Regions from separate parts of the Mus musculus genome. Here all the other regions are linked to region 1. A link is a loop called in an ENCODE intact Hi-C map of the cell type or tissue named here. Cell type or tissue: heart. All regions are shown on one strand.

Evidence for each region. Hi-C counts contacts between places; a loop is a spot of excess contacts. Peaks named below come from ENCODE experiments on the same cell type or tissue, not always from the same donor. Only the 100,000 strongest peaks of a DNase experiment are listed, where the experiment ranks them.
Region 2: it touches region 1 in a loop (2.9-fold over the local background); 2 of 42 quality-filtered maps call a loop at or near these places.
Region 3: a loop joins it to region 1, with 2.5 times the contacts of the local background. A loop is called at or near these places in 3 of 42 quality-filtered maps.

Annotation. Positions count from the first base shown.
Region 1 is chr4:82,061,580-82,069,579 of GRCm38, forward strand. It overlaps Gm11264 (predicted gene 11264), which reads right to left and starts at 4,311. Exons shown (of 6, transcript NR_151604.1): 1 at 4,211-4,311. Gm5860 (predicted gene 5860) reads left to right here and starts at 3,801. Exons shown (of 3, transcript NR_040659.1): 1 at 3,801-4,461. In heart, no CTCF peak of the experiment used is centred here; DNase peaks (open chromatin) are centred at 4,382 and 6,652; H3K4me3 peaks cover 989 bases; H3K27ac peaks cover 4,124 bases.
Region 2 is chr4:81,576,090-81,584,089 of GRCm38, forward strand. No RefSeq gene overlaps it. Among named protein-coding and RNA genes, the nearest start is that of Mpdz, 140 kb to the left of the region's middle. In heart, CTCF peaks have their summits at 3,034 and 6,393; a DNase peak (open chromatin) is centred at 4,702; H3K27ac peaks cover 2,364 bases.
Region 3 is chr4:82,538,402-82,546,401 of GRCm38, forward strand. Gm11266 (predicted gene 11266) reads left to right here. Exons shown (of 2, transcript NR_137202.1): 2 at 7,835-8,000. Among named protein-coding and RNA genes, the nearest start is that of Gm11266, 34 kb to the left of the region's middle. In heart, a CTCF peak has its summit at 3,928 (motif pointing left); DNase peaks (open chromatin) are centred at 140 and 3,900; H3K4me3 peaks cover 812 bases; H3K27ac peaks cover 2,767 bases.

The sequences.
Region 1 (8,000 bases):
CAATGTGCAAGACTCAGGAGTAAGATCAAACACACCATCGACTACATTTTTTTTAAATCAAAGATTTCCCAAGATGATTCAACCAAAAATGAATATTTTTTAAAAAACATGGTGATAATTTTTTTCTCATGAGAAAAAATTAAATAAGATATATACAAAACAGAAACAAAACTAAAGTATACTATAGAAAATATGAGTTGAAAATGAGATCTCAAGCTGCAAAGTTAGCAAAAACATCTTTGTAAATGAAATAACTGTTATCCTAAGCAGATCAGAAAGAATGCAGATACAAAAGCAAAAAGAAAAAAGAAAAATACAATAAATGAATTGCATATACAATAATGGAGAAGAGTGACACAGAGACAGACTGGCAGAAAATGCAAAGCTTGTATTAGGTAGAACCTTTGTGTCTAGAATACAGTATACATAGTTTAGTAAGAATGCAACTCTAAGAAGTGATTTGTAAGCAAAACATTTAATCAACTTTCATCAAACAAGATAGACGAGCACCTGGCAAACAGATGACCAGCTGTGGAGTATGGAGCATCAGTAAATGTTAGGAAAATAAGGTAACGGCAGAGCTAGTGGTACTGGCATACCTTGCTGGTTTCACTGACCAGTGGTGAAGTAATTGGGAAAACAACCAGACAATTATGATGGTGAATACATGCTTACCCCATTACCCATTTTGTTGATAGTGATTTAAATTAAATAAACATGTATTTCAAAATGACTCATGTGCTGGAAGGCTTATGAGGGCAGCATTACTAATAGCAGCCCTTGAAGCATACAGGCATCTTTACATAGTCTGCTATGTAAAGAAACTGTATGGTCATCAACTCTGCAAAATATCCAGCTATAAAAAGCAATGAACAGGGATAATTCTCCAAAGCACCATACTGTAGGACATCAGCTGAACTCAGGAAGACTAAAGATAGTACCTCACAGAGGTGACCAACTTCAGGGATGTGGGGTAACAGAGGCCATTCTGAAAATATAAGAGAACTTGACAGTGATATTGGTTACATGGCTATATATAATTGCCAGAATCATCAAACTGTTGTTTAAAATGGGACTAATTATTCTACATAAGTTATACCTCAATGCATTAAGAAAATGCACCAAAAAAAAAAAAAAGATAATAAGATGATCTCAATACTAAAACACTCAGATTAGAAGACATGTTTTGCTTTTCTATCGTACGGAAAAACAATTGAATGAATGGATTAGCAGGCACCCCTCCCATTCCTTCTTTTTCCAAGGAATCAATGAGTCAGTCTGGAAGAGGCTGTCATCAACAATGATATATGCCAGGACCCAGCACAACGAGAGGACAAACTGAGGTTATCACACCTAAAATTCCCTTCCAGGATTGCAAGTGATTCAGAGGAAAGGAGAGGGGCGACATAGTCCGAGGAATTCAGTAGCTTGTGAATGTCTCTCCCATTGGCACTACTTACCTTGCTAATCTCATGGGGTTTCATCACATTCTCTGCTGTTCTCCAACACAGAACCTACTCCCTTCCCCAAACATTGCCTGATCTATGCTAGAAAGGAGACCAGAGATGATAAATACCACTGGAGCTCTCTCATGTCTATGAAATCATTGCTTCATCCATGTGAAACGACAACCACACACCCCACTGTCAGCCATCTTAATACCCAATTACCAGGTAGAATCGAGACTCCCAAAGCTTAATTAACCAGTCAGATTTATGTATCAATAATATCACAGTTTACAAAATGTAAATACAATAATTTCAGAGCAATTGATAATAATAAAAGCTCTATCCCAGTAGTTCTAACCTTGTGAAATCATAATTACTTGTGGCTCGAAAACACCACGCAGGTTCACATCATCAGCCATCTTCCTTCTTCTCCTACCCTGAGATACTCCCTGACTCTGCAACTCTTAAATCCACCTTCCTTTTTCTTGTCCAATCACAGGCCTCCCATTGCCCTGATGTGATTGGACAAGGAAAATCCTGCAACTGCAGACCTCTGCTGCATATGCATCTCGGACCAGCTTGTGTATGCTGCCTGGCTGGTGGCTCAGTGTCTGAGAGATCTCAGGGGTCCAGGTTAGTTGAGACTGCTGGTCTTCCTATGGGGTCATCTTCCTCAGCTTCTTCAAGCCTTTCCCTAATTCAACCACAGGAGTCCCTGGCTTCAGTTGGCTTAGGCATCTGTGCCTGTTTCAGTCAGCTGCTTGTTGGGCCTCTCAGAGGACTGCCATGCTAGGCTCTTGTCTGTAAGCACACCATAGCATCAGTAATAGTGTCAGAGCTAGAGTTTCCCCTTGAGATAGATCCCAAATTGAGCTTGTCACTGGACCACCTTTCCCTCAGTTTCTTCTCCATTTTTGTCCCTACAGTTCTTTTAGACAGGGACAGTTCTGGGTCAGAGTTTTTGACTGTCTGATGACATCCTCATCTCTCCACTTGATGCCCTGTCTTTCTACTGGAGATGGACTCTATATAGTCCCTCTCCCACTGTAGAGCATTTCATCTAAGGTCCCTCCCTTTGAGTCCTGATAGTCTCACATACTAAGTCTCTGATACTTTCTAGAGGGTCTCCCCACTTCCCACCTCCAGAGATTGCATATTTCCATTCATTCTGCTGACTCTCAGGGCTTCTCTCCTGCCCCCCATATCTGATCATGTTTCCTCTTTTCCCCTCCCCTCAATTCTCCCACAATTTAAAAAGTTATTGGTTCCTCTCATGCCATTTGAGTCACTACTGCATCAGTCTATCTTGGAGGTGGATCTCTGTTCCAAGTCACAGGTTTTGTAGCTTTCCCTGTCTGTCTTTATCAAACATTATTTACTAAAGTCATTCTAAGTGCTTTTTAGAGATTAACCATGCAATGCTGTCCATAGACTTTTAATGTAGCCTTACTTGTCATTCCAAATTTATAAATGAGGAAACAGGGACACAGATACACTGAAAAAAATTGCTCAGACCCTGCCTCATTCCATGCTCACTTTATTATATTGTGAACTGTCTATACTACACATGTAAGAGAATGAAGAAGCTCATGAACAAGAAACTACACCCACCTCTAAAGGGACTCCAATACTACAGTCAAGGAGTCTTAAACAGGTACCCCAATAAGCCAAGAGAAGGGTTAAACACTACACTGGGTTCATGGATATGTGCAAATGTCTACATCTCTAACAAGTATGCACGATGTCCCAAAATTCAAAGCTGTATTCTTTTTAAATTAAAGCTATTTCTTTCCCTAGGAGCAATTCAAGTTTTCTCCTTCATTGCAAGATTCTGGTTGGGAATAATGTTGTTTTATTTTTAAAATTTTCCGTACATATTATACTATAAACTCCCTGAAGATGAGCATACCATTTAATGGATACCTTTAGCATTAGGAGCAAAATTAACAAGCATTTGAGTTCTGACTCTTAATAACCCTTGTTTATTTTAGCCTAAATTTAGTGGCTCCCATTCCGAAAACTTCCATTCTAATTAAATTCACATCAACATTTTACATTCATCAGAAGGAATGCAGGAAAGACCCACTGTGTTTGTCTTGCAAGTAACTTTGAGGAGACTTAAGGAGACTTCAACTGAAGTCCAACCGAGTTGAGACTGAAGAATAATGGAAGGAAAGGGAAATTTAGAGAGGAGGAAAGTTGTGTTCTTCTTCAAGAGACCCGGGGTTTTAAAGGAGGTCGACCGCCCAGAAGGGTCTTATTCCTGCTTTTTATTTCTGCTCTTTATCTTGCCTATGTACTCCAGTCAAAACACTAGCTTTCTCTGAGTCTGGCTTTTTTTTTTTTTTTTTTCATTCTGCAACCCGTAGATAATTACAGCAATCCCAACCTCTTCAAGCTGTCTCGGGGCTTAACTGTGACTGCACGAAGGAAAATGATGGAAAACTTCTAAACTTTACTACAAATATCCACCATAGCAAAAGAAGGTGGGTGCACTGCTGCTACAGCTCAGTAATCGGAAGTAGGAGTCAATCTTATCTGTCCAGAACTTAACTCTCCCTGGTAGCCCTCACCTGCCCTCACGCAGCCTGAAAGCTGAGGGACACAGCAGGAAAAGAAAGTGACCCTAAGAAGCGGGGATGAAATGAGATGCCAAAGAAGGGAGGAGAGTGGAAACAGGGAGGGCTGGGGCGGGACTGTTTAATGTTCAAAATCAGTGCCAAGCTAAATTGGAAACATGAGTCTGCCTACCTGGAACTTACCTCATCCGTATATAATTTGTAACCTGAGATCCCCTCGCAGTGAAGTAAAAATAGCAAGGCTCTCTGGCAGGTCTGTTCTCTGCACAGTGGAAGGTCAGAATGGGGAAGGTAGGACTTGGGGAGAGCCAGAAAGCTGGGCCACAGAATGCCCATCATGTGGCTTTGGCAGGGATACCTTCTCCCCTGTCTCCTGCGATGACACAGAAAATACATCCGAGGAAGTGGTTTCAGGATTCCCCTGGGAAAAGCGGGTATGCTGTCCTCCGGGCACAATTTTTGTTCTCTTTGTTTTTGTCCTAGGCACTACTGAAGTACTGAGCGCCGCCAACCCCAAGTGCTTGAATCTGAAAGAGGCAAAGGCAGACCAAGTCACAGAGCAGATAGCTGAGCTTTTCAAGACATGCAGCTGGCACCTATCTCTGTGGACGAAATGATGTGCTAACTGCCCGTCTTGCTCTCTGTGAGTCTTTCCCTCACAGGAGAGCGTGCCAATGCGGATGGTTCACTTGCATCTACTCTAGCCATGCTTTGCTTTTGATGATGCAGGGATGAAGAAAGGCTTGGTGACTCTGTGCCCCACTGCGCGGAGAAGACGGGGAGAGAAGGAAGAAGATGGGGACATAAGGAGAAGACGGGGAACTGGCTGATTTGAGATTAATAACATCAAAAATGTGCTTGGAGGGGGAAGATTTTCATTCTTTGTGATGTCCGTATATGAAATAGTATTAATAGGGTGGATGCAATTCTGAGAATTCCTAAGCCTGCGTTAGTCCTGTTAGATAACTCTTGCTTCTGCTAATCATACTCAGAGCCCTTTGGGAGATCTAATTTCTCTCTCTCTCTCTCTCTCTCTCTCTCTCTCTCTCTCTCTCTCTCTCTCTCTCTCTCTCTCTCTCTCTCTCTCTCCTTTACCAGTACATCTTAGCCTTCATTGTTATAACTCCCTTTGTTCACATAAATGGGTTTGTTGCTCATTCCTTTTACAAACTGCAGTACTCCACTAGCTGCCATTTGGAGAGAAGGTATTCTTGTTCTCTCTATCGTTGATTATAAATTGAGTTTTAATCGTTGATTATAAACTTTGTTATGAAGCCTCAAGAGACAAAGCATGCCAGCTCTCCACCTCTTTGAGAGAAAGCTGCACAGAGTTACACAGCCAAGAGGAGAGGGGAAGAGAGCCTTCCCAACCTGGCCTGTACTCCTTCCTGGCTTCACCTCATTCGCTCCATAATTCCTCAAAGGCTAAAACTATTTTTTTTAAGATTTTATTTATTTTATGTATGTGAGTACACTGTAGCTGTCTTCAGACACACCGGAAGAGGGCATCTGATCCTATTACAGATGGTTGTGTGTCACCATGTGGTTGCTGGGAATTGAACTCAGGACCTCTGGAAGAGCAATCAGTGCTCTTAACCACTGAACCATCTCTCTAGTTTGCTAAAACTTTTTTAAAAATTCACTCCATTACCCTTCCTACAAAGGGGGTTGGAGGCAGGGGCTACTGTCTTGGAGTATTTTAACAATTCAGTGACATGGCCGAGATTTTCAAAAGACCTCCCAATTCATGCTGTCCAACAGAAATGTAATGCAAGCCATGTCTGTAATTTAGACTTGCAAGTAGCCACACTTCCAAAAGGCAGAGAAGAAGCTGGGGAAATTAATTATAATAACACATTTTCTTTAATCTGATGTATCCAAAATATTATCATTTCAAGACCTAGTCACCAAATCTATGTTAATGGAATATTTTACATTTATTTTCTTTCCTACTAAGTCTCTAAAAGCCAATGTGGATTTTACACACTGAGACAGTGCACTTTCATAAGAAATACTCACTTTATATTTAGCTTTGTCAAGACTTGCAGTTGAAAAAAAATAGATTCACATACACAAGTTGTGCCAAAAGTACTTAAATATTTCCTAAAATCTGAATCAAGTATAAGTGTTTTAAATTTAAAATAATTAAGATGAAATAAACATGGAAAGTCAGTTCTTCGGTCACAGAATCCCTTCTCATGGCTCCATTTGCTTAAGTGGTTATTGTGAGCGCTGAGGGTCTTGTATCCTGAAGGAGTGCTTGCTACCAAGAGGGGACTAAGAAGTGAAGCGTTTCTCTGTTGCTGCTTTCTCTTTAATCAATTCTTTTTTTATTAGATATTTTATTTATTTGCATTTCAAATGTTATCCCCTTTCCCAGTTTTTCCTCCACAAATCCCCCATCCCATCCCCCTCCCCCTGCTTCTATGAGAGTGCTCCCCTGTCCACCCACTCCCACCTCACTGCCCTGGGATTCCTCTATACTGGGGCATTGAGCCTTCGTTGGACCAAGGGCCTCTCCTCCCATTGATACCAGATAAGGCCGTCTGTTGCTGCTTTCTAATACGCTGAAGTTTGCTTAGCCCTGCAGCTTTAACTCTGACAGCAGCATAGTGACCTCTATGAGTGTCTTGGCAATATCCAGAAAACCAAGCATTGATGTGCCATTGTGCCTGTTTCCTATCACAGACAGCCATGGCAGGACAGGTGGTGACAAGCTTCTCTGGCCATTTGAAGCATTTCTGTTTGCTATATTGGTTTTACTATATCCAACTGGTTTTTCCTAGCTTCAGTGATGAAAATGGATAGATAGATAGATAGATAGATAGATAGATAGATAGATAGATAGATAGATAGATGATAGATAGATAGATAGATAGATGATAGAGTTCTAATGCTTATAAAATGTGGGTTACAAGAAAAATTAAATGTCATTGCTTGAAGTTTATGAACTCTTATGCTAAATAAAATGTCTATGAGCCTTAGTCAGAGTATTTAAGAAAAATAAATAACATATAAACAGGAGAGGGAGAAATAATATTGCTCGCTGATGACATGGTCAGAAACATAACTCTAGAGTGTTCTAAACACGGTAAGAACTGACAACCTCACTCAGTAAGCTTGTAGCACCTAAAGTAAATGTGACAATCAGTGGCACTGCCACCATCTCAAATGGCATTAAAATGATTAAACAAGAGAGGTGAAGATATGACTCAGTGGGCGAACTGTATGGCCTACAAGTATAAAGACTGCAATTCAAATTCTCAGAACCCAAGTGAGAAAAGCTGGGTGCTGCCACACATTAACACACATCTTTACTCTCAACACTGCAGAGAAAGAGACTGGAATATCCATAGAGCAAACTGGCCAATTAGCCTAGCTAAATTGATGAGCTACAAGATCATGTGTAAAACTCCTCAAAAAGAAGATTTAAGTGCAACCTAAATCTTCATAATCTTCATAATCTTCATAGCAACCTATGAAGACATTGACATTAACGTGTAACCTGAGCATGCATATGCACAGGTGCACACACTCAAAACTGTATACATATATTACACATACAAACGAAATAAAATTCAGTAAAGTGAAGTAAAATCATAAAATACCTAGGAATAAAGTTATTGGAGGCCCTGATAGATTTTTATGCTGAAAACTATAAGATACTATTGAAAGAAGTTGAAGAAGACAAAAGTGCGTAGGTATTCCCACTTTGAATTTGAATTAATACTTGTACAATATCTGTGCTACCCAAAGTTATGTGCACATTCAGTACAATGCCATTGAAATTCCAGTGATATTTCCCCCAGAAACAATAGGAACAATCTTAGACTCTATTTAGAGCCTAAAAAGAATACAAACAACCAATATAAAACTGTAAGCATTGTGTCATCTGCCTTTAGAATATATTACAAAACCGTAGGAGTCAAAACAACATAATACTACCCTCAGCAGACAAAATGACAAATGTAGC
Region 2 (8,000 bases), 490 kb before region 1:
TTAGGAAGTCCTACATCCTAATAGCTGGCTGGAAAGTGTTTTGGCTCTACTTATAAAATGTGTTTTGTTGTTGGAGTTGATTCATGGCACGGTCGCTTGGGTCTAGATTCTTAGACCCAACACTCACTGTCTTACTTCCTTATCGGGAAGTGATCCCATGCCTATGTGTTGTGTTTTGGGAGATGGAATAGAGTAAAATTTCATGGGTAAGTGATGGAAATGTGAGTTTATAATAATGGAGAGTCTCTCAGGGATAGGTAGACAGAATTAAGAGCAGAGCTTGCTAGGTGTTATTACCCTTAAAGGATAATATACATTGTCTTCAGTTTACCGTTCATCAATACAAAAGAGTGATAGTGGTGTCTAGGGAACGGAAGTTCCTTTGTACTTGGTTTTCCATGAACACTCTGAAGAGAGGCACTACCTTCTGAATGACGCCACAACAGTAGCCAGGGCCTGAGGTGCCTGCCTAAAGGAAAACATAGCCTCATCTCTCAAGAAAATACCCATGATGGCTGATTTTTTAAAAACTATTAATTTAATTTTATAAATAAGATTAAAATAACCGAGTGACTGAAAAGCCTGGTCGCCTAGAGAAAGGAAGCTGTATATCCCTGCGGACATTTGCAGTCTGTGGCACACTGGTTGTGAACAGCAGACTTTTCACAATGGCTCTGCCCCTGAGAGACTGCACAGCAGCCTTGAGCAGAGACCTTTGCTTATGGTCCCAGCAGCATTTGCTGGGGATTCCATGTTAAGGCAGACATAGGACATTAGGCTGAGGGTCTCAGCTCCCTTCCTGGGTCCTGCTGGCCAGTTCCCGGCATCACTTTGTCCTTGGACTGTTTCTAAATCCCTTCTAGAAGTTTTGGATTACCTTTAAAGGTTTCTTGTTTCCTAGAAACCAGACTTGGTGCAAATGGTTTTTCAACTGACTCTCACTCTACCCCCCAAACAATAAATAAATAAAAGATTCATTGGATTAAATGAACATTACAAACCCATTCTCTATTTCTGTACTAGAGCTGAATCCAAGACCCCAGGACTGCAAATGCGCAGTTCATCTGATAAATGAGGAGACCCAGGAGGGAACTTGCCTAAGATCACACAGCCCCAAGGGCCAGGGCCAAGGGCTGAACCAGCTCTGCAACTCTTGCTTTTCACATTCAATAAATGTTTCTGTCCATGCATACTTTGATACCTTTGCATTAACCTGCTTTATTGAGAAAATTATATGTAATTATCTAAAGGCGTGAGAGTATTTTGTATCTTTTTTAGAAAAAAATATTACATATAGACAATTTTTAAAATGTTTATTTCAATTTATATATTAAGATCTTTGTTCAGGACATTCATTTGGCTTAGCAATGAGTGATACTCAGATTGTATACATATTCTGACCAATTAAGTTAACAAAACTGTCATGCACAGAGTATCAACTTCTAAAAAATTTAAAAATTAAAATAAACTTGACACCCAAACTCTACTCATCATAATTCACTCTCACTTAATTTCTGCTTTTAGAATATGCCATGGCATATTTTGTAGTGGTCTTCAGTCTTTTGTATTAACATAATTTTACATTCTAAAGAAAAGCAGATATTGAAGGGTTGACAATTAAGCTGTCTTAAAGTAATATTTCATAAACTTCTCAAAAAGTTGTTACACAAGCATACTCCCAGGGCCCACTTTGTCAACTTCCTCACATTAAGGCATGGTGATAACTTAAAGATTTTCAGTTCATCTAGCAATCTGGGACCCCTATGATGGGCATTTACTTTTAAACAAGGGTTGGTAACAATGGGACATACACAGATGGGTAAGCAGAGAGAAAATGTCTTCTCAGTTGTGCAAACAACTCATTGAGAGCTAGGATAGTTACAGGAAGCGATGTCAGAGTTAGGGAGCCACAGTTAAGGCAGCATCCAGGAAAGACAGCCATGTATGCACGGACGTCTGCAGACAGCAACTTCCAGCCAGCCTTTACTGTTGTAACGGTACGTACCACTTCACACACTAAAGTGTCTCATTCTGTTCCCTATGAATTAAAACAAACACACAAACACACAAACAAACAAAGAAACCAAACTGTCCCATGAAATTAAAATCGTCTAAAAGAGCAATCCAAGGAGCTACATCTTAACCAAGATATACACTCTGATTTTGTTATAGATTTTTTTTTTCATTGTAGTAGTTTTAAATGGCATACTGACCAAGGTCAAAACAAAACTTTTCTTTGTAAGGGTAGTAACGCTAAAATCTGGTTGCATTATGGTAGATAACAATCTTTGATTAGTCTTCTTTTTGAAATTTTTTCTGTAATGAAAAAAAGATAAAGCAAAAGAAAGGAAAAGAAACACCCTGCCCCTTCCACTGGGGTCCAGTCTCCCATCTGTCCCCTGAAGAGATGTAACCTTGTGTAGCAATGTTTAAGTCAGCACGGTATTTACAACACGTATTAAGTGGTTTGTTATTTATTTCAAGACTTTAGCTGGCACAATATATTAACTATTAATGGCATTGTTCAAGGCTCCACTTGAGGAAGTTTTTCTCTTTCTTTTTCTTTAAATGAGATTGAGAAAGGAGGCAGAGGGAGAAAAAGTCCCCACCAGAACTATGCTCTTGTCTGCTTTGTTATTCCTTTAACCTGAATAAATTGCTGAAGTTAGAAACAGAAAGAAACTAGCTTCAGAAATCATAGTTTAGACACAGTACAATTTTATTAAACCCAGTCTAGTATTTTTTCCCTGCCATTCTAATATAACCTATTATGAGAATTTTCCCCCATAGACAGAAAAAAAAAATATAAACGTACCAACTTTCCCTCCCTAAGAGCTTCTTATTGTTCATTTTCATTGCTATTTAGAGAAAAGGCTCATTAAAATATTATGAAGCACATAGCATGATTATGTGCCAGCCTTCGCCAATGAGGAACATCTGTAGCACTGTGTATGTATATTTGTATTACAGCAAACTTGAGCGCAGACTCCCTTTCACCCCCTTTTACTTTGCTTGTGTCCTGCAATTCTTTGTCCTGACTACAGAGGAGGCAGGAGTGTGAAGCTGCACAGGCTAGCTACAGTGTGCTCATTGTCAGCCTTGCGGGGCTCCCCTGCCAGATGCCACTATTCTATCATTAGCCTGTAGCTCACACCAGGGGAAACCATGCCTTGCTAACGCTTCCAAACCTCTCCAAACTCTTTCCTCCTCGAGTTATTTTTAATATGTATCTTTCCTCCCTTCTCACTCTGGTGCAGAAAGCGACCCCAACACACCCCAAGTCCCCAAGTCTGGGCTTTCCCTTTTCTTTGCATTGGTCCTTTTGCTTTAAACCAAAGAGGCTTGGGCATAATAAAAATACTGAGAGTTTGCCTATACCACAGATATTTGTGGAAAGCACATGGTGCCATTTTGCCAGACCACTCTTATTTGTTAAACTGAGTTAAGTGTAATGTGATTCCAAAAACTGCCTTTAGAATGAAAGAAAAGGCTTGTAAAGCCAGAGAGATAATTGCCACAATCTGGGTTACAGCAGACACCAAACAAAGGAGCCCAATCCTGTTTTGTGTGTGTGTTGATTGTGTGCGTCTTTTTGTTTTGGTTTGGATTTTTCCTTGCTTGATGTACCCAAACAAGCGAAATCCTCCACGGTGTGCATGTTGAACGGCATAAAATCCACCCCGAATCCTGCAGAGCTGTAACAAAACACAGCCTCTGTTAGTGGACAGTGGCACATTTGTGGTACAAATGTCTTTTCAAAAGGGAAGGCTCTCTATCTCTCCCCCCTCGAGCAAACAAGCCTCAAGGAACACAGCTATCTCCAGTTGCCAAGACTTCAGTAGACACATATCTACCCTGCACCTGAAGCTGTAGGCTGATTGTGCACACATGAAGTCAATTTGAAAAGAACTTAGGTCCCCTAAATCTTACATCAGAATCCGTAACAATCTTAACGGATCCTTGCCCTTCTGCAGGGTTTTCAGGAGCACTGCTGTGTTATCAGCCTTCCCATTACTGAGCAGTGTCCTCTGGGATGGTTTGGTAGACTGGACCGTTCTGTTTTCCTTTCTCTGTCTGCCAATTGTTTCTAGATTCTAACCACTTTCCAAGACAATGATTTCCATACGTGCATCTGTATGTAAATATTAATAATCACTGCATGTGCACTTAAGTATAAAAAAATAAACACTGTTCCCACACATATTTCTTGTTTTAAAATTGCTGGTTCTTACTCCATAAAAACGGTTGTGTTCCCCGAAGCGCTCTGATAATGTCCGTTATTAAAGGAAAGGGAATAAACTTGCCTAATTTCCTGGTTTTATGTTTAGAAGAGAAGCTGGTAGGTCTGAGCTAAGCTTTCAGTCTGTTTGGAGGCAGATTATGTGTTATATGTTTTGAAACCAACATCTCTCATTTTCCCAGGAATCGCGACACTAGTTGCCGCTTTAAACTTCAGCTGGGCTGCCTCTTACAGCCTCAGCTGACCCCAGGCTTTCCTTCCTTTATTGCTAACATGCTTTTCTCCAGTAGTAGGTTTGTCAGAGAAAAGGGCAAAAACATGTCAGGGGCTTTCTTCCTTTTAGCTGTAGACGTTTGGCTGCCCAGACAGCAACAAGAGGGCACGAGGAGAGATGAAATGTATCAGGTCACTAAGGTGCATGTAAGGATAAACCCATGAAGGGCTCGATGCAGAACTTGGCAGTGCAACTGCCCTGCCGAGCCAAAAAGCCAGCCAGGGCATGGAAGCCTGTGATTATGGCTCGCTCTGAGAGCGAGACCCGCAGGGAGGGTGTGGAGGCTGCTTGGTGAGAAGTCTGTTTGGAAATACAAGGGGGCAAGATACGAAATGAGACAAGTCTTAGAGGATTCTGAGTCAAATCACGATGATGTTCATGTTCTTGACCTTTAAAAAAAAAAAAAAAAAGACAAAATAGCAATATTTCAAAATTCCACAAAAAAGATCAGGGTTTCCATTTTGAATTCTGTTTCATTTAAATCAGGTAGTTGGAAATGCACCCTTCAGGCACTTCAGTGAGAAGCGAAGCTTTTGGTTGAAATGCTCAACCCCAGAGGGAGCTAGGATGAGCCATTTGACAGTGTAGAGTAAGAAAGTTCCTTTTCCTCTTCTTTGCACTTTTTTTCCCCTAAATATGGCTGGAGTGCTTTAAAAAAAAAAAAAAACCTTAATGTTGGATTGAGTCATGAAATTTCTAATTTAACCATTTTTAAGTTGCTAAGGATAATTTAATTAGTTGAGCCTTACAATTCTTTTCCTTACATAAATCTGACTCTAATTTCTTGTGATTGACTCCCTAGGAGCCCTGTTCCGTCATTCGGCGGCTTCTCCTTTGCTCTCAGATACAGACGTTCTTCTTGTAAGAGTGCCTGTTCCAGTTTTACAAAGGTGAACAGAATCAAACCATTTAACACTTTACAGTGGCATCGAAGTGAAGGAAGTTCTCCTTCCGTCCCGTCTGAAGCTCTGCCACAGAATTTGGATTCCCAAATCGTTACACAATGGAAGTGACAAGGGCCAGGATGCCTGCATTTCAGGGTTTCTAGATCACTTGAAGTCCTAAACAAACAAACAAACGCAATCATGACAAAATAGATTTAAACGTGTAATACATTTGGAAGAGTTAGGTTCAAAGAAAAGTGTATTCCCACGTTCCGTGGTAGACTTAAAGCGATCTCCTTGTATTGCCGCACTGTCCTGAGGTTGGAGAAGGGAGTCTGCATGAACTATCCTCCATAATATAGAAACTATATGCTTCCTGGTGTATGGGAAAGCGGAGAGGACTTCCTTCCTCCTGGTTCTCTGGGAACGGTCCTGTATTCTGGATAGAGATGTGCAGGCTGAGCACCGGGTAGAAAGCACACACGCCCAGGATGCAGAGGAGGCTGGTATCTGGTGATGAGGCTGACTTGTAAAAGACCCCCGTGAAGGAGATTCTGAAATAGCTAACGCTGAGAACTAATTGACGTTTGAGCGTAATGTCTTTCCTAGATTTTAGGGGTCGATGCGAAGAGAGAAATCAAGTGCAGACCCGTTTGCTCCAGTTGTACGGTGGAGAAAGTACAGCTCCATCAGCTTAGAAACAGCACTGAAAGGGGAGCTTGAAAAGCAAAACACAACAGCACAACTTCATACACGCAATGTTCAAAGGGCAGTCTGCATGCAGCCTTACTTCTAGTCTCTGAGTATATAGTTATGTCGATCTGTATTTATTTTTACAAGTCATGTTACCTCATCTCCTAATTGTGTGCTTTGTTTAGGATATTTCCAGACCACCATCATAACATTATTTAAAATGTGATGTATTTCAGAAGAAGAATTCATTGAAAAACTTTTCTTTATAATTAGTAAATGAAAAAAAATATTTATTTTGAAACCAATAGGTGGTGCTGTGAATTTCTATATTTTAGTTCAAAGCAAGATATTTATTCCCCAGTCCTCAGTGGAATTAGAAATTTTCTACTTATCAAGGTTAAAGTTTTCATGTTAAAATAAAAAAGCCCAGACTGACTTCCACATACAGTTAGTTCTATGCCCATTTCCATTTCCTTGCAAAAATCAACCAAAATTCAGGGTGTAAAGGAAATCTCTCGAAGTTTTGGCTGGAAGGCATATTTACAGAAACTCATCCACGTGGCCTTTTCTATCCTCCCCACCCCCACACTCTCTTTCCATCTACTAATTGGAAAGACATGGAAATTCAGAATGAGAACATTATACTTACTTACTTGTCTGAACAGCCTTGGGGTGCTAGATATCTATAAAAGGCAATTCTTTCAGTGCTGCCACACCACAATTCTGTTATCTAGCTTCATAGACTCCCAGACCCCTGTTACCAGAGCTCAGGAGCTGCGCTGAGGCAGTTTAAAGTGAGCTGTGTTGGAGTAAGAGCAGCCTGTTGTCTGTCTTCATGGGGAACAACAAAGTGCTTCTGATGCACAGAAGGGAAATCTGACTGTTCAAACCCACAAAAAGTGAGCCTCTTTAGGAAAGACGGTGTATTTGTCATGGGTGTGTTCTCAGCAGGTGAAAAAAAATCCCTCCCTTCTTTATCTCTGCATATGAAACTGATATAAAGGAGAAACAGGAAGTTGCATGAGTTCTTGGAAAAGTGAATAAAAAGAAAGAAAGGAAGAATGAAAGAAAGAAAGAAAGAAAGAAAGAAAGAAAGAAAGAAAGAAAGAGGAGGGGAGGGGAGGGGAGGGGAGGGAAGGGAAGGGAAGGGAAGGGAAGGGAAGGGAAGGGAAGGGAAGGGAAGGGAAGGGAAGGAAAGGAAAGGAAAGGAAAGGAAAGGAAAGGAAAGGAAAGGAAAGGAAAGGAAAGGAAAGGAAAGGAAAGGAAAGGGACAGTGACAGCTATGCCTGTCTATATTAGCAACTCTATCTTTCCTCCAAAATCTGGTTGACATTTTTAGCCTCTCTTCCTCCAGATGTTTGGTACCTTGTGAAGATCACCTTAGCCACTTTGAAGTACTGGGGGAGCAGCCTGGTTGCCTATGAAAGGCAAGTTTGCAGAAGACATGGTAATTTGCATATGATTACATTGAATAAGCAGACCATGTTCCTCCCCTACTCCACCAGGACACTTCTCAGGATGACCCCTTCCTGAAGCTCTTAGCCCTTTCTTCCTACCCTTCAGGCAGTCAGGTTGCCTTCTCCCACTGAGATGGTGGGCGGTTGGAATGAAGCAACTATTAAATATCACTTCTCGGTGTTTCCTCCTTATACATAGTACTTAGGTTATGAGAGAAAACATGCGTGCAGAAGTGAACATGTCATAATAGATAATGATAACTCATTAATAGAAAGAGGGCATGGGGAGAGGTTGCTGAGAGTGCCTGTGGGCTGGGCTGGTGGCAGCTCACCTGGAGTACTCAATTAGAAGTGGAAACTACGTTTTAAAATGAAAGTGACAGTGTAGGGCATGATTGAGGGGCATAGTAAGAACGATGAAGAGATGGGAGAAGCACGTGTGATGGAGCATC
Region 3 (8,000 bases), 480 kb after region 1:
AGATTGAGCCACGGAACTAGAAGATGTCTCCGATCTGTTTTGCGCACCGCAGGTTCCCCACCCGCAGTTAATCATCCTGGCAATATTCGCTTGATCTGCCCGCAAGTAGCTTGTCTCCCCGTCCTTCCTGACACTTCCCTTCTCTGTTTACATCTTTCCATGCTGGGTCACCAGCCAGAGTTTTGGGCTTCCCGGACCTCTCGGGTGCCTTGGCAAAAACTCTTACAAACTTTTCGAGCGCACACTTGCGGGTGGGCTCTCTCCAAGCGGGTCTCTGGACTGCCAAGAGACCCTCTTCAGCCGAGAAGCCTGGAATAATTTTCAGCGCTCCGCTCCGAAGCCCCTGCTTTATTTCAGTTCAATGGGGGTGGGGAGGGGGCTCACAGACACAAGGATAATAAACAATGCTGCTTACTGAAGATACAAAGTGGGTACAGAAAAGAACCATGTAGAAAACCAAGAACGGAGACGTTTTTTTAACAAGTGGGTCAGACTCGGGGATGCCTTTGAAAAAGACTTGTAACGTAAAACCATTGGCGGTTCTCTAAAAGTACAGAATTACATGGAACAGGCGTTGTCAGAATGTGCTGGTTGGAGCGGTATTTATTTATTGGCTTTTGCCTCTGGAGACCAGCAGGAGCTGTTTATACCTGCCTACTCCTTGGTGCAAATCTTCTCCCTATCTCAAGGTCTCATTAAAAGGGTCTTCCAGGTGTCGGTATACTGTGCTACCGTTATTCTAGATGCCCTAAGAGCTGCAAGTAATGCTGGTAGTAGGGACTTTAGAGGAAGATGCAATTCTAACAGGCATTGCCCACATAATTCAAAGACAGGGAACTCTCTCTCCTTCCTTCCTTCCTTCCTTCCTTCCTTCCTTTCTTCCTTCCTTCCTTCCTTCCTTCACACACACACACACACACACACACACACACACACACACACACACACAGAGAGAGAGAGAGAGAGAGAGAGAGAGAGAGAGAGAGAGAGAGAGAGAGAGATTGAGATTGTGTTTTTGGTGCTGACTGTGACTGGGGATTAAGGGTTCCTTTTGGGTGTGGGTGAAACTGATTTCTACTCTGCCCAATGGCCTTGGGAAAGGGCTTCCCATCTGCTATAAACACCCCTCCTTACAATGTCAGAAAATCTGCCCACAAATATTGGCACCAAGCTGCCGTGACAGGCGGTGCTGCTTTAAATAGGAGGAAGGCAAACGACCCGGGCAGGCAAAAAGAAAGTCACAACCTTCCCAATGATCAGGCTACCTGCCTTCAGCCCCCTAAAGTCCAAAGGCAGAGACCTAGAAATTCTTCTTTCTAGAGGAGAGCAGAGTGTCTCAGCTGGATCCCAGACCTCTGTTCGATTTTAGAAACCATGTGTAGTACACATGCAGATGGGTCCCTGAAGACCAGTTGTTAAAGGGAAGCAAGGTAAGAGTCTGGTTTATCCTTAGCCACCTATCCCCCGTGTGCTTGTTCAGATAAAGGGGTCCAGTGGAAGAAATTTGAGAGGCGTTTAGCTCATCTCTTATGAGCAGTAGGTTCCTTTTGTTTTGTTTAAAGCCAGAGGGGAGCGTTTGATTAGGGAAGGTCTGCTGGGTTCAGTCCTGGATCCTAAGACAGGATTCACCCTAGGGAATTGAGGTGCTAGCTGTCACTTTTCCCTGGATGACCCAACCTTCAGTTATGCCCCTTCTGTTCCACTGAGGGCATTCTTCATCTCTGGAGATGGTTTGTGTGGATAGCTGCACCCATGAAACATCCGAAGGCCTTTCCCACCTCCCCTCAAAGATGATGACTTGTTTAAGGTCCAAGGCTCAGAAGTCATCAGCTCCCTAACATTCTGTACTTGTCCTGGAGACTGCTCCTTTGTCTCTGATTGGCCCCTCTCGGCACAGCCTGCAGGGCAGTTTCTCCTAGGAAGCATTCTATCTGCTAAGCCCAAGCTTGAGAGGCAATCCTCCTGCAAAGTGTGGCTAAATTGTAGACAGCATCTCAGGAAATTTTGGGTGAGGAACAGATCATCTTGGCTTCCGCACAGTTTTCTAAACCCAACTCTGTATTGTCATTTTGAAGAAACTGAGGCACGGGGGGGGGTGGGGGTGGGGGGGAGGGGTAGGGGGCAGATTTGACCCAAGGATGTGGGAGGAGCTGAGAGCAGGGCCTGGAGCAGCCTCAGAACATCTTGAGTTTGGAGTTCATTTGCTCAATTTGAAGGAGGTACAGAAGCTGACAATGAGCTACTGTTTAGTGGGTATCAACTGTGTGCCAGAGCACGTGCCATCTAGACATGTTACATAAGTCATCTTCCTAGCAGCTCTGACGAGTCTCATTAGCCCCAGCAAAATGTAAAAGATATAATAGGAAGACAGGCATAAATCAAATTTCTTCAAGTAATATAAAAACATAAACTGAAAGTGAAAGCCTTCAGCTTCACTCTTCCTCCCAAAATACCACCTATAGTTTTCATCTCAGTGGCCGAGTATATACCTGACAAATGCTATCATCTTTCTATGAGTCGAAGAGAAATGCTCTCAAGTAAACACAACATGGCTGCCTGTCTCCAGGCTCAGCCCTTCCCATTGCTCTCTGTGAACTAATAAGATGTATGTGAAATTTGTGAGTGAAACATTGTGATCAAAAAAGTTACAAGACGAGAGTTGATAGCAGCTTTTTGTTTTCTTTCTTTCTTTTTTTCTTTCTGTCCTGTTCAGGAGCCAAAATTGCTACATGTTTTCAGACACTGAGACCATATTAATTATCTGTAATAATTGTATACGTCCTAGGCCTTGTAATTGTATAAACTGTTCCTCTCCAAGCTTCATGACCAAGACCCTAAGGCTGCCTCCATCCTGTGGTAGCCAGGGCTGGGGAATGCCCATTAAGCTATGGCTTTCCTTGACTATCTCTTAGAGTTGTTGGGAGACTTCAATGAGAGATAAGAAAAGGGGCTGTGCAAATTTAAATCCTCTTTCTATAAATGTAATTGCTTTTTTTCTAAGATGTCTTTAGGATCCTCTATGCAGATGGAACAATGGAAAATTGTGTTTTTGTTTTTGTTTTAGGGGGAGCTGTCTCTCTCTTAGAACTGGCTATTCAGACCAGACTGGGCTCAGACTCACAGAGATCTGCTTGTCTCTGCCTCCTGAGTGCTGAGGTTAAAGGTTGAGCTGCCACATACAGCAAATTTGGGGACTTTGCAGAAGGCTGTGCTTTTGGTGGTTGGTGGTTACAGGAGATGCTCATTTATCTGTGGGAACAGGAGTGCAGGGTATCTCATATGGGAAGACGTTAGCATGTGTGGAGTAGATTTCTTCCTGCTGAAGTTGGTTAGGGCACAGAGAGATATAGGTACACTGTATTGAGTGGGTGACCGAGAGTAGCAGAGGTGTGTCCCCCACCCCCCAGATGCTTAGGCCTGTCCCTTTGGTAAGTATTTACTACCAAAAGCTAGTCACAGACTGTTGGGGACACATGCCTGTAAGAGGGTAACAGTTTCCCAGGAACAATTCTTTCATTTATTACGTTTCTTTTGTGAGTAGAAAGAATGAATATGTGCCTTTTCTCACGTGATGCTCATTTTGTCCTGATTTAAAAATTTTTTTTGCTTTGCATCTTTCTTTTGGATCATGATGAGAAGTGACAATAGGCCACTGGTAGGGTCTCCTAGGCTTAGCAGAGACACAGCCATGGGAAGGCCGCTAGTCCTTCCTGCTAAAGCCTGCAGCATGCACACAAGACTGTTTGGAGAATCTGGTGGCCTCTAGGAAGGAAGGAGATGAGATGAAGAAGCCTGGGGATTCAGCTGGTTCCAAGAAATGTGTAAGTAGAGGAAAATCGAGTTTCTTAAGACCAGCAAGGCTTCAGAGCCTGTCTCAAGGCTCTGAAGGACACCAGGACAAAGGATACTGCGCCCTCTGGTGTTAGATTCATATCGGATTCCAGAGAGCTGTGTGGAGACCAGCAGCCAGGAGCTTCCTAAACCAACCACAGAAAAGTTTCTTTTGTTTGCTAAGCACCTTGGAGTGGAATTTGACCTTCCTTTCTCAATTCTGCAGTCCAAGTAGAGACTGCTCTAGAGAGAGCTGTGTGCTGCATGCGGGCTACTGTATTTTATTTGGTTTTCTTTGCATAAAATTTAGGCTAGCAGGACAAAGCTTGTTTAAAAGCAAACCCTTTTGGTTGGTCTGCAAACAATAATTCTGCCTTGTGGGTGATGATCTGGTTTGAGGGGAACCATTTAAAATTTCAGAACCCCTTATTCCTTCTCTTAAAAGTAAAGAGTTTTGAATAAGATGTTCAAGGGCTCCCTTAAGCTCCAGGGTTGAATAACTGGTACACTGAGCCATCTTTTCTCGGAGCCCTGCAAATGGAATTTGTTAATTTCTTTGCAGGTGCAGGCACATTTTAGCATCCAAAGTTTCCTGATTCTGAGCAAAGATTTTCTAAAAGCGCAAAAAATATATCTCTTTTCAGCTCAGAAGCCCCTCACCCTCCAGTCTCAAGTGAAAACCCAGCTAGGAAGCTGGAGAGTGAGCGAGCACCACTCAGTCTCTGCTATTTCTTTTAAAAATAAAGTACTAAGTGTTGTGCTGGAAATTCTGCTCAGTGTCGCATGTGGTAGGTGTGAATACATGCTTTAATTGTTCTAGGCACTAGACCAAAAACTTCTCCAGAATTAGCAGGGTTTTCAGCTATAATCTGGCTAACATTTTTCTGCAAATAGGTATGAAGACCAGACTGAGTTGCCATCAACAATTACAGCTATTCCTCATCTAGTCAGGTGATCAGCCCCGGGGAAGAATTATGGCGCCACTGAGAGTTTTCCACTCCTCAAACCTGTATGTCTTGTCTCTGACGTGAGCAGTCGGTTATGCCTCCAGGCGGCCCCTTCCTTCTGCACTGCCTTTCAACTGTTATCTCTGTGCAATGGGCACAGTTTATTATTATTATCATCACTACTAGGGATCTCATGATTGCCCCGTAAAGAATACTTGAGCAGCAGCCTTAGTTCTGTAGCTATGAAGAGAAAGGGTGCAGTTGTTGTCCCGTATGAGATGGGGTCTGGAGGAGCCGGTCTCCCTCTGAGAGAGGTAAGCCAGGAAAAAGAATGTTACACAAAGCATGCAGATGAGATGCTTTGTGTAACTGACTCCTGCCTCACAAAGGGAAGACTCTGGGTGAGAAGGCTTTACCAGGTGGCTAATGGCAGTGACTTGGAGTACTGTGTCCCCCATTAAAGGAAACAACTGTGTTATGGGCTAAAATGCGTGCTTCCAAAATTCACCTTACCGTTCTAATCCCTTGTACCTCAGAGTGTGGTTGTATTTGGAGATAGGTTCATTTTTTTAAAAACTCCGTTCATTGATTACTTGTTTATTTGTTGTGTGTATGCACTTATGGAGGCCAGAGGACAACTTGTAGGAGTTGGCCTTCCACTTTTTGGGTTCCAGGGATCAAATTTAGACGATGATCAGTTTTGATGATCAGTTTTGGCAACAAGCACCTGCTGAGCCATGTCATCAGGCCCACGTGACAGGTTCTTTAGAGACATAATTGTGTCTCAGTGAGGTAAGCCTTAATCTAGGGTAACTGGCCTGGAACAGATGAAAGGTTGACAGAAATGTGTATAGAGCGAGACCATATAAAGATACAAGGACAAGGAACCAGATGCAAGGATCAGAGGCCCGATATAAACCAAGGAAAGATCCTCAACCCTGCTGATAACCTTGGTCTCAGATGTGAGACTCCAACTGTGAGGTGATTGCCTTTGTTTAAACTGCTAGATTTTGTGGCATTTGATTGTGGCAGTTCCATCAAACTAAAGCAAGTTGGTATGTGGCAGGAGCCAATTATGTGCATCCATTTGGAGATACAGATCCCATGTCAACAGATTTTCCAGTGTGAGAGTCTTTTATTTTTAAATTTTGGCACGAGAGCTGGCTTTATGGGTGTGCAACATAAGCAGTCACACAAGATCCATGACTTAGAAGCGGTCCATGTTTGTCTTGATGTGCTGCTCTCTCCAGCTTCAAATTCTTAATTTCCAACAGGGATCTTGTCTTTTCATATGTGACTAGGCCTCTGGACATCATGGAACTAGTCTAGTGACAAATGATATGAAATGCAAGTGATGTGTATATTAAGATTATGGGAGCCCAAATAAAACATGGCTGGGGGCTACAGTGACCTTGGGATATTGCATTGAATTTTTTGTTCTAACTGCATTAAGATTTTCCATCCCTAATAATCACTGGGAAAGAATTTATAGAACCCAGAATTTTGCCAGGGATGGAAGGAAAACCACAGATATGATTCTTTTAGATGAACTAATGTGGCCCAGGCTGTTGTTGTTATTGTTTGGGTTTTGGGTTTTTTGTTTGTTTATTTGTTTGTTTTAGAGTTCAGCTCTAAGAACCTTACAAGTATCATTTTATCGTTTCTTTTTTTTAAAATTGGATTAATTTTTAATCTCTGTGTGTAGGGTATGCATATCCATGTTTGTGTGTAGACACATGTATATGTACAGGCCAGAGGTCAGGCGTCTTCCTCAATCTCTCTTCACCTTATTTTTGAGACAGTGGCTCATACTAAATAGAGAGCTCATGCATGGTCTACAGTGGCTGCCCAGGGGATTCTGGGGATCCTCCCGTCTCTCCCCTTACTCCCAGCACCAAGATTAAAGACACATCAGCACAGGAGACCTTTATGTAGGTACTGGGAATCCAGATTAGGTCCCCAGGCATTCATGGCAGTACTTTGTCAACTGAACTCTTCCCTCAGACCCTCAGTGAGACTTTGGGGGTGAGTGGAACACTTTGGCTTAAAAGCGGTATGTTTGTGTGTCAAGCTGATAAAGGGTTAAGTGTTATGTTTAGCTCTAACTGTCAATTTGACATAAACTCTAATCGCACGGGAATACAGTTCCAATAAGGGATGGTGTACATTGGGTTAGTACAGAGGATTACCTTAATTAAGCTTATTGATGTGGGAAGACCAAGCCCACTGTGGGTCCAACCATTGCCACAGCAGATGTTCGGAACTGTGTGAGCGAAGAAAGCCACTTGAGCATAAGCAAGCCAATGAACAAGTGTGCATTCACGACTGTGGTCGTGATGTAACCAGCTGTTTCAGGTTCCTATTTTGACATCCCTACAACGATTGACTATAACCCTGAATTATAGGTTGAATAAATCCCTTTCCCTGTATGGTGTATATTACTTTTGGTCAGAGTGTTTTTATCACAGTATCAGAAATAAAACTGAGATTAAAAACAAAAAAAAAAAAACAAAAAACAAAACAAACAAACAACCCACCTCTGCTCCCTCTATGCTGAACTGTTCCTAGGTTCCTTACAGGGATCCCAGTTGGGATGAGTTTGGAGGATAAATAAGCCTCGGACCACCTGTGCGTGGAAATGTGCAGCCTTAGTCACGTACTATAGATGAACAGTAAGATATCTTTCCATTTCCTGGAGCATGTCATAGCAGGAGGTTAGAGTCTAGAAGAAAAAGGTTTAGATCCCATTTAAAGTATTGCAGCTATCAGTGAGACCGGGCCATGGGGCTGTTTTGGAGGCCCCTGCTTTTCTGGATATGTGTTGATTTATAAAGCACGCTGACAATAAGGTAGTGGAATGTTTGGACTCGAGGTCTGCTTTGCTAGTATTTCCACCCAGCACTAACCAGAGAGTGTAAATTTCAAAAGGAGTTATTTCTTATGCATGTTTTATGCCTATTCCCTCCAGGGAATAAATGAAAACTTGTTTGAGACACTCTGCATTCCTTGGAAGAAGGTCGCTATACATTAATATAGAGCTCTCTTTTTCTTTGCAGGCCCAGGACACACAGGACGGATGTTTCCAAGTCACTCGAGGGACACATGCCTGTGTCTCAGAAGTTGCTTCCCTGCCTCTACTCTGTGAATTTCCCAAACTCTCTAACTCTGATTCATCTTCATTCACTCTTCCCTGTAGTTTGTGTGTAAAGAGCCCTTAAAGCA